Linked DNA regions of Homo sapiens: regions 1 and 3 are each linked to region 2. Evidence: read pairs that join two places in POLR2A ChIA-PET (ENCODE). Cell type or tissue: GM12878. All regions are shown on one strand.

Region 1 (4,000 bases), 93 kb before region 2:
GCTTCCGATGTGTATGGAAGTTCCCATATGATAGCCCTTTTCATCAAAGTAGAATCCAGAACTCCATTTTCAACTTACCCTTGGCATATGACGTAGACTGAACCAATTAAACCACCTCCACAAGCTTGGATTTGGAAGAGATCAAAGAGAAAGAAGACTCCACATGAAATTCATTTTTGGGGAAAGCTATATGGTTGTTGACAAGAGTCGTGGAGTTTGTTTGCTTGTTTGGTTTTTAACTAATAGACTTTATCTTTAAGAGCAGTTTAGGTCCACAGCAAAATTGAGCAAAAGTACAGAGATTTCCCATATACCCACTCAGCTCATATACACTCATAGCCTTACTCACTATCAGCATCCCTTACCAGAGTGGTGCATTTGTTACAACTGATTAAATGACATTGACACATTATTGTAACTCAAAGCCCCTAGTTTACATTAGGGCTCATTCTTGGGTTTTGACAAATGTATAATAACATGTATTACCCTCTTAGTATTGATACAGAATGGTTTCACTACCCTAAAAATCACCTGCACCTCACCTACTCCTCCTCCCTCTCTCCCACCAAGCCTCCAGTAACCGCTGATCTTTTTACTGCCTCCATAGTTTTGCCTATTCTGATTGCTTCTTTCACTTAGTAATATACCTTTAAGGTTCTTCCATGTTTTTTCATGGCTTGTTTCTTTTTGGCATTGAAAAATATTCAGTTGTGTGAATATACCACAGTTTATATATTTACCTATTGAAGAACATCTTGGTTGCTTCCAAATTTTGGCAATTATGAACAAAGCTGCTATAAATGTATGTATGTAGGTTTTTGTGTGGAGACAAGTTTTTCTGTGGACATAACTCTTTTGGGTAAATACCAAGGAACACAATTTATGAATCATATGACAAGACCATGTTTAGCTTTATGAGAAACTGCCAGACTGTCTTCCAAAGTGGCTGTGCCATTTTACATCCCCAGCAACAATGAATGAAAGTTCATGTTGCTCTACATCCTCATCAGCTTTTAGTGTTGTCAGTGTTTTAGATGTTATCCATTCTAATAGGTGTGGAGTGGTGGTTATTTTAATTTGCAGTTCCCTAATGAGGTATAATGTAGACTATCTTTTCATATGCTTATTTGTCATGTGTATATCTTCTTTGGTTAGGTGTCTGTTCAGATTTTTTACCCTGGTTGTTTAATCAGGTTGTTTGTTTTCTTATCGCTGAGCTTTAAGAGTTCCTTCTATATTTGGGGTAACAAGTCCTCTTTCAGATATATCTTTTGAAAATATTTCTCCCACTCTGTAGCTTACTTCTCATTCTCTTGACAGTGTCTTTCACAGAACAAAAATATTTAATTTTAATGAAGTCCAATGTATCAACTTTTCTTTCATGTATACAGTGCATTTGGTGACATATCTAAAGAACCATCTCCAAACCCAAACACATCTAGATTTTTTCCTATGTTATCTTCTAGGTGTTTAATAGTTTTGTATTTTACACTTAGGCCTATGATGCATTTTGAGTTCATTTTTGTAAGAGGTAAAAGATCTGTTTCTAAATTTATTTTATGTTGATGTCTTGTTTCAGAACCATTTGTTGAAAAGACTATTGAATTGCCTTTACTTATTTGTCAAAGACCAGTTGACCATATTTGTGTGGGTCAATTTCTGAGCTCTCTGTTTTGTTTGACCAATCTATTTGTCTGTTGTTTTACCAATACCGCACTGTCTTGATTGCTGTAGTCACTGAGTTTTCAGAAGTCACCATAGCAGGGGTCCTAGTGAGTATGACCCATGCAGTATCTCAAATTCAAGCTTGTGCCTCTGATGAGTGCTGTGCGGATACACCTGTAGACAAAATATGATTTGAGAATTATTCCTGATTAAAGCCTCTTTCATTGTTTGCAACTAAAAACTCAGACCGAAAGAATGATCTCTATAGACAGCATAGATATGCTTCTGATAGGAAGTTGCCAAATGTATTAAGTTCTTTATTACTCCTCTTGAAGCATTATGGAAATGAGAAAATAAATGGTAACTAAAGTCAAAAGAGCTAGGTCTAAGTCTTGGCTTTGCCAATGGCTAACTCTATAATGCTAGCAGTCAACCAGCTTTCCCAAATCTATATTTATTCTTCTGAAAATGGGGATAATTTCTGTCTCATTGGGTTATTTTGTAAAAGTAAGTGATATTAATCAAAAGAATTTAACAGATTATAGTGGGTTCTCAATTGATGCTTTTTACAGTTGCTCTCTGCTAAACATGGGTTGATCTTTTTATTCCAAAGTGCCTAAAAGACAAGGTAAGGCTCTCTATCTAATTGGATGTACGAGCTTAGGAACAATGGTTAACAATAGGGAAAATAATTAAATATTTTCAGGCAACACAGGGGTTTTAAGCATGAGTGAGCCAAATTTTTGAATAGTAGCAGCTCTATGACTTAAAAATAATAATTGTGTAATAGTATCATATCCAAACAAAAGAAGAAATTAGTATATCTTGTGGCCAAAGTGGATCCATAGAAGCTATATGTTTGAACTACATGTTGTTGAATTTCTTTTATCTGTTTCAGTTACTTGCAGATAGTTTCACTGAGGAAGTGGTATTACTAGAAACAAAGACAATTATTGGTCTATTTATTTCTGTGAAAAATAATTTTACTTTTTCCTCATTATATAAGCAATTTAATGATTATTAATTACATAAAAATATTTGAAAAACAGATAATCAAAAATGAAGTTGAAATCGTCTATAATTCTACTGTACAGAGATCATTATTGCCAGCATTTTGGTATTTACCTTTCCAGAATACTTCCTACCCATTTAGTTACAGATGGATAGATGTCAGATATAAGAATGAACTATATATACTGTTACTTACCCTATTTTCTTTTTACATGAAAAAATGAGCATATTCCAGGTCTGAAAATTGAACTATATCATTTTTAATGGCCATAAAGAATTCTCTTAAAAGCATGTAACAAAGTTTATTTAACTATACACCTATTGATAAACAGGTAATTTCCACAGTGGAAAGAAGGTATGAAAAAGACTACGAAGAATATCCTTTCCCATATATCTTTTTGCACTTCTCCAATCATTTATTTAGACAAATTCCAAGAAGTACGACTTCTGGGTTAAATAAATTGTATCTATTGGTTTTCATGAATGAGTATCATTATATAAACAGAATACAACTCAATAAAAAGGATTAAAAACAAGTCTGGGTTTGCTTTGTATAAAGTAGCACAAAATCATGGTAGAAATGACCCTACTAACAGCACTGGTACTATTGCTGAAGACTGGCTTACCCTAAAAGAACAGCAGGGATACTGTAGACAGAGTATGTGGAAGACAAATTATACCACTGCTGTTTTTTTTACAAGTTTCCATTCTCTCTCTCTCTCTCTTTCTCTCTCTCTGTCTTTCTCTCTCTTTCTGTCATGTATGCACACATAGACACACACACACACACACACACACACACACACACACACACACACACACACACTACCCTTAATGCATGGTCTTGCTGGTACGTACTTTGCTGAATGTTAGCTACATCACATTAAGGGAAGCCACAGTGAGTCTACGTGGTTTATTGAAAGTAACCAAAACTGCAGTGAAATTTCATCACCAATGGTGATGAATACTTTCAAAACCATTAGTCCTTACACTCCGACCACCATCAGACATTCCTCAGAGGCTAATCTTAGTCACATGTACCAAACTTTCTCCAGCCACTGCTTGTCCTTGGTAACATCAGTGATCAGGTAAGCCAGGTTCCTTGTCTTAGTTTATCTGCTCCCTCACATGTTTCCATAAGTTCTGATGCTAGGCTATGCAAGTAGAAGTTCAAAATGTCTGTTCAGTTTAAAGGTTTGCCTTTCAAAGGGGAAATTGGGAAAGACAAACAGGGAAAGAATTAGGGATACACCCTCATCTGGCATGCAGAAGATAAACATGGGGATTTCATAATTTGCTTTCACCATAAAGCCCTATACTTAAA
Region 2 (4,000 bases):
TGGTGAGAAGACTGGTTAGACATTTCCTTATCTCCTCTCCCAGCCAAGTTAACCCTCCTCTTTCTGCCTGAAAGATGCCATGATCACTGTCCAGTCTGAAAGAAGATCTGTGATTAAATGTTTCGAAAGGTAGCTCTGCACTATGAGAATCTTGGACCTGAAATGGAATAGGAAATGTCTTGGCCAGGTTCATGGACACAATTCTAGGACATGACTCTGGTTCATGACTTAATTCAGTATGTCTGATTCGTAGACTCTTCCTGCTTCAGAAAGATGATCTCGTGTGCTTTTCTTAACATTTTGATCCTTAGCCAGTAGGTAAGATCAGATAATCTCCTTCATGCTTCTTTTCAGGATATGCTATTCTTTCAAATTTAGCCAAGACAGAGGATTCCATTCCAGACATTCTTTCCATGAATGGCATTCAGTTAGGAATGTTGTTATGCTTCCATCTTTTTTCACTTAATAAAGGCTTCAGCCAATCTAAGTTACAAATAAGCCTGACCCTACTGAGTTACAAAAGTTATGTTTTCTGTAGCTGGTTTAAGAGAACTGGAATCTGAATTGGCCTTCTCCAAGACTACAAGATTGAGTTGGATGACCTTTGCAAAGGTTTCTGGGAGGCAGCTAGACTAAGAAGCATGGGTCTTTCCCCTTCCTGCCTGGAAAAGTATACAGCATGTATAGTTTACCCCTTGGACAGAGCTAGTCCCAAGAAAATTCCTAAAGCTGGAAAAGCTGGCTACTGAACACCTAATACTCAGTTTCTCTTTTCTAAAATTCCTCCTGCTCTTAGAAACTCCCCTATTGCCCAGATGTCATGCAACTAAATTATATTGCAACCATACAATGGAATACCGTGCAACCATTAAAAAAATATTGTGGAAAAATATTTAGCAGCATGCAAGTCATTCAGGTATTCCCCCAGGCCTCCAATTCTCAATCAGAGCATAAAATTTGTCAAATATTTTACTCTGGTCATTGTTTCCTGAGCATGTAAAACCACACCATTTCCTGCACCAAGTCAAGGTTTACGGTCTTAGTTCCAAGAACTAGTTTATAAGTAATAAACCAGACTATTTCCGGTTAGACTAGCAATAAGAAAATATACTATAATTGTTCTTTTTATTGAGAAGCAGTGACATGGATGTTTATCCATCCTAACATTCTCAAAGATGCAAACTTCTCACTGGAATTTAAAAGACATCCTTTTTGAGTAACCATTAGTTAATACTATTGTTTTTCGAATAAGATATAAACCCTAGTCCATCAGTTCATGGCTAGGGGATTTTGAACATGTAACTTAATCTCTTTAAGGCTCAGTTACTGTATTGACAAAATGCAACTACAATAGTATTTATCTCATGTGGTTAATTGAAAAAGTAAACAAAATAGTATGTACACAACTTATATAGTTCCTAGTAGTCAGTAGATTCTCAATAGATGTCAGCTATTATGCAAACTGCAGGACCTCAGTTTTATCCTCCAGCCTGTATTTAAGAAGGGAGTTGAGAGAGTCTCATCCTCATGGATAAGAGCAAATCACAGACTTCACCAGAGTTTCTAGTCTGTCTTATGAGGGAGTCAGGAATTAAAGAACAGCTTTGTATGATTCTCTGTTTTGTTTTTGACCCAGTCTCTCTCCCCTGTGAAAAGCAGCAAGAGAGGTTTCACTTCTCTATGAGACATAGCAGGGAAGCAGGACCTTGCTCTGGAACCAGTCTTAGGGAACTGTTAAGTTTAAAGCGTACCAAGGGACAAAGCAAGGAGAATGGCCTAAAAGGAGAGAGAAGCCAGCTGAGACCATAGGGCCTTGGCAGTGGCAAAAAATAAGGGCAATTTGGGAAGACAAAGATGGGCCTAAGAAATTGTCTTGGGAATGAGCAATAGGAGGCCTAGGTAGGATTCCTGTTATACAACAACTCTTTCCCATCAGGAAGCCAAAACTACTCTTGGACTTGGTAATTCCCCTGTCCATATGACACCTTAGCCAAAAGGGTAAATCTAATTCCAGTAAATGAAAGTATTTAGAGTCCTCACAGTGAGGAAAACTGTCTGCAGGCACTGGTGCAGAAATGTCGATGAGTGAGAAACTCCAATATGTTTGTTTTGAGAGAAAGAGACAGAGACACCCACAACCACTGTAAGTCAGAACGTGATCCCTGTGCTAGCAGAGGTACAATGTGCTGTGGGGCATGGGGGAGGTAGCTCCAGTGTACTTACTAAGAAGCGTGAGCATGTGTAAGAGTGGGAGGTGGAGAGGGAGGGGCAAGAATCAACATGAGATTTACAACAAGAACATCTCTTTTCCGGGACTGCTGACATATCCTGGGCTTTCTGCCAGCTCTGACCACCACCTGTTCAAAAACCAGAATGAAAAGCATTCCCCTTCCTCAGATTCATGTTGACTTGCTCTTCCTTCCCATTATAGTTTGCCTCCCTTTGCACTTTCCAAGAAATTATAACCCTGGGCTCAAGTGAAAATGAGGATCATCTGATTTCAGCTTGTTAACAAGGAATATTGGAGAGTCTGAATGGTGACGACCATCCATGGCCTGTTGATATATAGTGTGTGCCTTTCTGCCCTGCCTTGTTTGCTGGTCTGAGATTTTGCACCCTCTGTGAGTGGCTAGAGAATTAGGTTACTTCCTAACTGCTTTCAGGCTCACCGTTTCCCTCAAAAATCCTACATTCCAATTCTTGAGGTCAGACTTCTTTGGGGCTACAAGGTAAAGGCACTGGCCTTGTTTTCCTAGTTCCTCTCGGTGTGATGTTAGATGTTTAATTTGAGATCTTTCTAACTTTTTGAAGTACGCATTTAGCACTATAAACTTTCTTCTTAACACTGCTTTTGCTGCATCCCAGAGATTTTGGTATGATGTGTCTCTGTTTTCACTTATTGCAAAGAATTTTTTTTATTTCTGCATTAATTTTGTTGTTTACCCAAAAGTCATTTAGGAGCAAGGTATTTAATTTTCATGAATTGTGTTGTTCAAGAGATCTTTTTGGTATTGATTTTTGTTTTTATTCCACTGTGGTCTGAGATTATGGTCAGTATAACTTTGATTTTTTTTTAATTTATTGAGGCGTGTTTTATGGCCAAGCATGTGGTTGATCTTGGAGTATGTTCTGTGTCTGTGTGCAGATGAGAAGAATGCGTATTCTGTGGGTGCTGGATGAAGTATTCTATAGGTGTCTATTAGGTCCAATTGGTCAAGTGTCAAGTTTAAGTCCAGAATTTCTTTGTTAGTTTTCTGCTCAGTGATCTTTCTAACACTATCAGTGGGGTGTTGAAGTCCCCCACTATTATTGTGTAGCTGTCTAAGTCCTTTCATAGGTCTAGAAGTAGTTATTTTATGAGTTTGGGTGCTCCAATATTGGATGCATATATATTTAGGATAGCTAAGTCTTCCTGTTGAATTGGAAACTTTATCATTATGTAATGCCCTTTTTTGTCCTTTTTTACTGTTATTCGTTTAAAGCCTGTTTTATCTGACATAAGAATAGCAACCCCTGCTCTTTTTTGTTTTTCATTTGCATGATAGGTCTTTCTCTGACCCTTTACTTTGAGCCTATGGGTCATTACATGAAAAGTCAAAAACAATAGATGCTGTCAAGGCTGTGGAGAGAAGGCGATGCTTATATACTGTTGGTGGGAACGTAAATTAGTTCAGCCATTGTAGAAAGCAGTTTGGAGATTTCTCAAAGAACTTAACCATTCAACCCAGCAATTCCATTACTGGGTATACATCCAAAAGAAAATAAATAGGACACATGTACTTGCATGTTCATTGCAGCACTAAATGCACCATGTCTTTTGCAGCAACTTGGATGTGGCTGGAAGCCATTATCTTAAGCAAATTAACTCAGGAACAGAAAACCAAATACTACATGTTCTCACTTATATGTGGGAGCTAAACATTGGACATAAAGATGGCCACAATAGACACTGGAGAGTACTAGAGAGAGGAGGAAATGGGGAATAAGGTTTGAAAAACTA
Region 3 (4,000 bases), 85 kb before region 2:
TAACAATTCCATACCCAGTGACAGCACTGGGGACAGAGGGTGAGTCAAGAAAGCCGCTACAACATATAGTAATAATGCAGTATTTGAAAAAAGCAAAGAGTTTTGTGGGACCACAGAGAAGGGGCATCTCTCCCAGTGGGTAAGGGCAGGATGGAAGAGAAGGAATTACAGAGGATTGGTGACTCAGACAAGTCTTAAAGGATGAGTAGAGATTAGCCAGATAAAGGAGGAAGAAAGGGTGCCTCAGTATTCCCGGCAAAGGCGAAGTCTAATGACGTCGAGAGGATGAAGAAATCAAGTGCCTGGATAATAATGGGGCAAGCTGATTTGGTGTGAGCTCTAAGATAGCAAAGGTAGGAAGAAGCCAGACAGCAAAGGACTTCGCCTTGTAAACCAACACATGTGGATTTTAACCTCAATGTGTCTGGGGGACCTGAAGTCTGCTGGGGAGATTAAGCATTGTAGTAATGAATTTAAACAGTAGGTAAGAGAACTAGATGAGGCTGTTAGCCATTCAACTAAAATTAGAGCTCCAATCCGGCCTGTCTCCCTTTAGGGTCAGGCACATAATAGACTCTTGAAGAGGAATTGTTGACCTGTTATTTTCTATTTCAAGGCTCCGCTTCTTCTTTGGACACTCATGAAGCATGGACATTCTGTCATCCTACCAGGTACCTAAGAGGATGTCAAAAAAGAGCTCAGACTTCTGTGTTGTTTTCTGCATTTCTCCACTGGCCTCAGAGGACCTCTCCAAAATAATGAAGAGGGTGTTTTGAAGGATATGAAATCTTGAACTCTGGCCAAAAACACCAATACTTCAATGAGTAGATGCCAGTAAAGTGAATTGTTGTTAGACTCTCACCCAGCTGACAGAATTACTAATATAGGAGCATCAGATACTCCAAAGAGAGTTATTCAAGGAATCAGAAATAAAGTCTTAGCTGCACCACTGACCCACTGCATCATCTCAGACAAGTCACTTAAATGAGGACTCAATTTCCCCTCTAAAAAAATGGAAGAGATCATATAAATCCTGCCTACCAAATATGATTTCAAAATGAAATAAGACATGAGAAAGTGCTTTGTATGCAGTAAAATATTGTAGAGGGTAAATTGTTATTGTTGTTAGTGGCTCTGCAAGTATGTAGAGTCAGTTAAGGCTTCTCTTGCATGTTAAAATAATATGCCTCTGTTCTAATCTTCCCTTACAAGTACACTACTTTCTCTACCCACCTAGCAGGCAATAATGGGCAGCAATATCTGTAATGTTTGCAAAAGCATATGTGGTAAAATTTATATTAATACCAGAAAAATTATTATTTCTAATGAAGTTGTTTTTCTTGTGGTGAAAGTATGCATAGACTGAAGTTTCATACAGCTTTCAACAACTAGGAGGGGTGTGTGTTTTTGTCTCTATTTAAGGAGGAAAAAACTGAGGCCCAGAGATGTAGTGATTGCACGGGGTCATCACACAGTTGGTAAATAAGAGAGCTGTTTGTTTCCAAATATCTCCATTCCAGTAACAATTCAGCAAATACCCAGTTCTAGGAACAAAATGGGTACTCCATAAGTGACTGATTAAAATACGGTACGGTTAGGTAACACTAATGCTGTCATTTGTCAATATTTGAAAATTCTGGTGACTAAAGATTACAACAGTGCTGTGGCTAAGAATGATAAAAATTATTCCACTCGAAAGGATGAAAGAATTCTTTTTAAATGTATGTTTAGAAGGAACAATGGTAGGATAGGGTTCTAAGAAATCATTTATCTTTGTCTACATTTAGTTTAATTCATTTATGAAACAAATATTTATTGAGGTCTACAACATGTCAGCCATTATTTCTAAGAACCAGGGCTAAAAGAGTGAACAAAACAATCTAAATCTTTGAATTCATGGAGCAAACATTCTGATGGAAAGGAAAGTTAATCCACAGGATTATAAAAGTAAAATTTATTATACTTATGCAAGTATATTATAAACCAGGATGTTATTACACATTAAGGAGAAAAAAATAAAGGATGGAGGGGGAGGATGAGATATTGGGGAGGGGGTAATTGAGATTTTAGATAGGGTAGCTGGAAAACAGGCATCACTGAGAAGATGACTTTAGAGAAAAGAACTAGAGAGAATGGGGGAGTTAGCCACACAGCTATCTAGAGGAGGAGCACTCCAGGAATGCAAAGGAAACAGCAAGTTCAAAGGCCTTGAGGCAAAAATGTGCCAGATGTATTCAAGAAATAGTCAAGATGTCCAAAGTAGGTGGTTTGAGAAATCAAAGGAGAGGAGGGGTAAAAAATGAAGTCAGAGAGATGACGGGGAGCAAGGCCATTCTAGCTCTTATAGATTGTTGATAAGACTTTGGCTTTTGCTCTGAGTGAGAAATGAAGACATTGGGAAAATGTGTGAGGAGGTGTAATACAATCTGACCTATACTTCAACGGGTTTATCTGGCTGCTGTGCTAATAGTAGATTGCAGAGGGCTAAGATAGACACAGGAATACCACTTAGGAGGGTATTACCTCCTATTGAACCAGAGAGCTCAATAGGAAGGCTCAAACGCTGGTTTATTTTGAAGGTAGAACTGACATGATTTGCTGACAATCTGGGTATAGAATGTTAGACAATGAGGAGAGACCAAGGCTAGGATGAGATCAAGGCTTGGATGAGACCAAGGCTTTTGATGTGAGCACCTGGAAGAAAGGTGTTGCTATTTTTTTTTTAAATTATACTTTAAGTTCTAGGGTACATGTGCACAATGTGCAGGTTTGTTATATATGTATACACGTGCCATGTTGGTGTGCTGCACCCATTAACTTGTCATTTATATTAGGTATATCTACTAATGCTATCCCTCCCTCCTACCCCCACCACACGACAGGCCCTGGTGTGTGATGTTCCGCACCCTGTGTCCAAGTGTTCTCATTGTTCAATTCCCACCTATGAGTGAGAACACGCGGTGTTTGGTTTTCTGTCCTTGCGATAGTTTGCTGAGAATGATGGTTTCCACCTTCATCCATGTCCCTACAAAGGACATGAACTCATCATTTCTTATGGCTGCGTAGTATTCCATGGTGTATATGTGCCACATTTTCTTAATCCAGTCTATCATTGATGGACATTTGGGTTGGCTCCAAGTCTTTGCTATTGTGAATAGTGCCACAATAAACATACGTGTGAATGTGTCTTTTAGCAGCATGATTTATAATCCTTTGGGTATATACGCAGTAACGGGATAGCTGGGTCAAATGGTATTTCTAGTTCTAGATCCTTGAGAAATCGCCACACTGTCTTCCACAATGGTTGAACTAGTTTACAGTCCCACCAACAGTGTAAAAGTGTTCTTATTTCTCCACATCCTCTCCAGCACCCGTTGTTTCCTGACTTTTTAATGATCGCCATTCTAACTGGTGTGAGATGGTATCTCATTGTGGTTTTGATTTGCATTTCTCTGATGGCCAGTGATGATGAGCATTTTTTTGTGTGTCTGTTGGCTGCATAAATGTCTTCTTTTGAGAAGTGTCTGTTCATCTCCTTTGCCCACTTTGTGATGGGGCTGCTTGATTTTTTCTTGTAAATTTGTTTAAGTTCTTTGTAGATTCTGGATATTAGCCCTTTGTCAGATGGGTAGATTGTAAAAATTTTCTCCCATTCTGTAGGATGCCTGTTCACTCTGATGGTTCTTTTGCTGTGCAGAAGCTCTTTAGCTTACTTACATCCCATTTGTCTATTTTGGCTTTTGTTGTCATTGCTTTTGGAGTCTTAGTCATGAGGTCTTTGCCCATGCCTATGTCCTGAATGGTATTGCCTAGATTTTCTTCTAGGGTTTTTATGGTTTTAGGTCTAACATTTAAGTCTTTAATCCAACTTGAATTAATTTTTGTATAAGGTGGAAGGAAGGGATCCAGCTGCAGCTTTCTACATATGGCTAGCCAGTTTTCCCAGCACCATTTATTAAACAGGGAATCCTTTCCCCATTTCTTGTTTTTGTCAGGTTTG

What was found. ChIA-PET counts read pairs that join two places held together with the same protein. Peaks named below come from ENCODE experiments on the same cell type or tissue, not always from the same donor. Only the 100,000 strongest peaks of a DNase experiment are listed, where the experiment ranks them.
Region 1: POLR2A ChIA-PET joins it to region 2 with 5 read pairs; 2 of 35 experiments call an interaction of 5 or more read pairs at or near these places.
Region 3: POLR2A ChIA-PET joins it to region 2 with 5 read pairs; 2 of 35 experiments call an interaction of 5 or more read pairs at or near these places.

What each region holds. Positions count from the first base shown.
Region 1 is chr1:168,557,445-168,561,444 of GRCh38, reverse strand. No RefSeq gene overlaps it. Among named protein-coding and RNA genes, the nearest start is that of XCL2, 15 kb to the right of the region's middle. In GM12878, no CTCF peak of the experiment used is centred here; no DNase peak of the experiment used is centred here.
Region 2 is chr1:168,464,651-168,468,650 of GRCh38, reverse strand. The region is part of intron 3 of LOC125312414 (a long non-coding RNA gene); the gene reads left to right. All of the region lies in intron 4 of LOC101928565 (a long non-coding RNA gene), which reads left to right. Among named protein-coding and RNA genes, the nearest start is that of XCL2, 77 kb to the left of the region's middle. In GM12878, no CTCF peak of the experiment used is centred here; DNase peaks (open chromatin) are centred at 58, 1,010, 1,650 and 2,240; H3K4me3 peaks cover 815 bases; H3K27ac peaks cover 2,526 bases.
Region 3 is chr1:168,549,414-168,553,413 of GRCh38, reverse strand. No RefSeq gene overlaps it. Among named protein-coding and RNA genes, the nearest start is that of XCL2, 7.4 kb to the right of the region's middle. In GM12878, no CTCF peak of the experiment used is centred here; no DNase peak of the experiment used is centred here.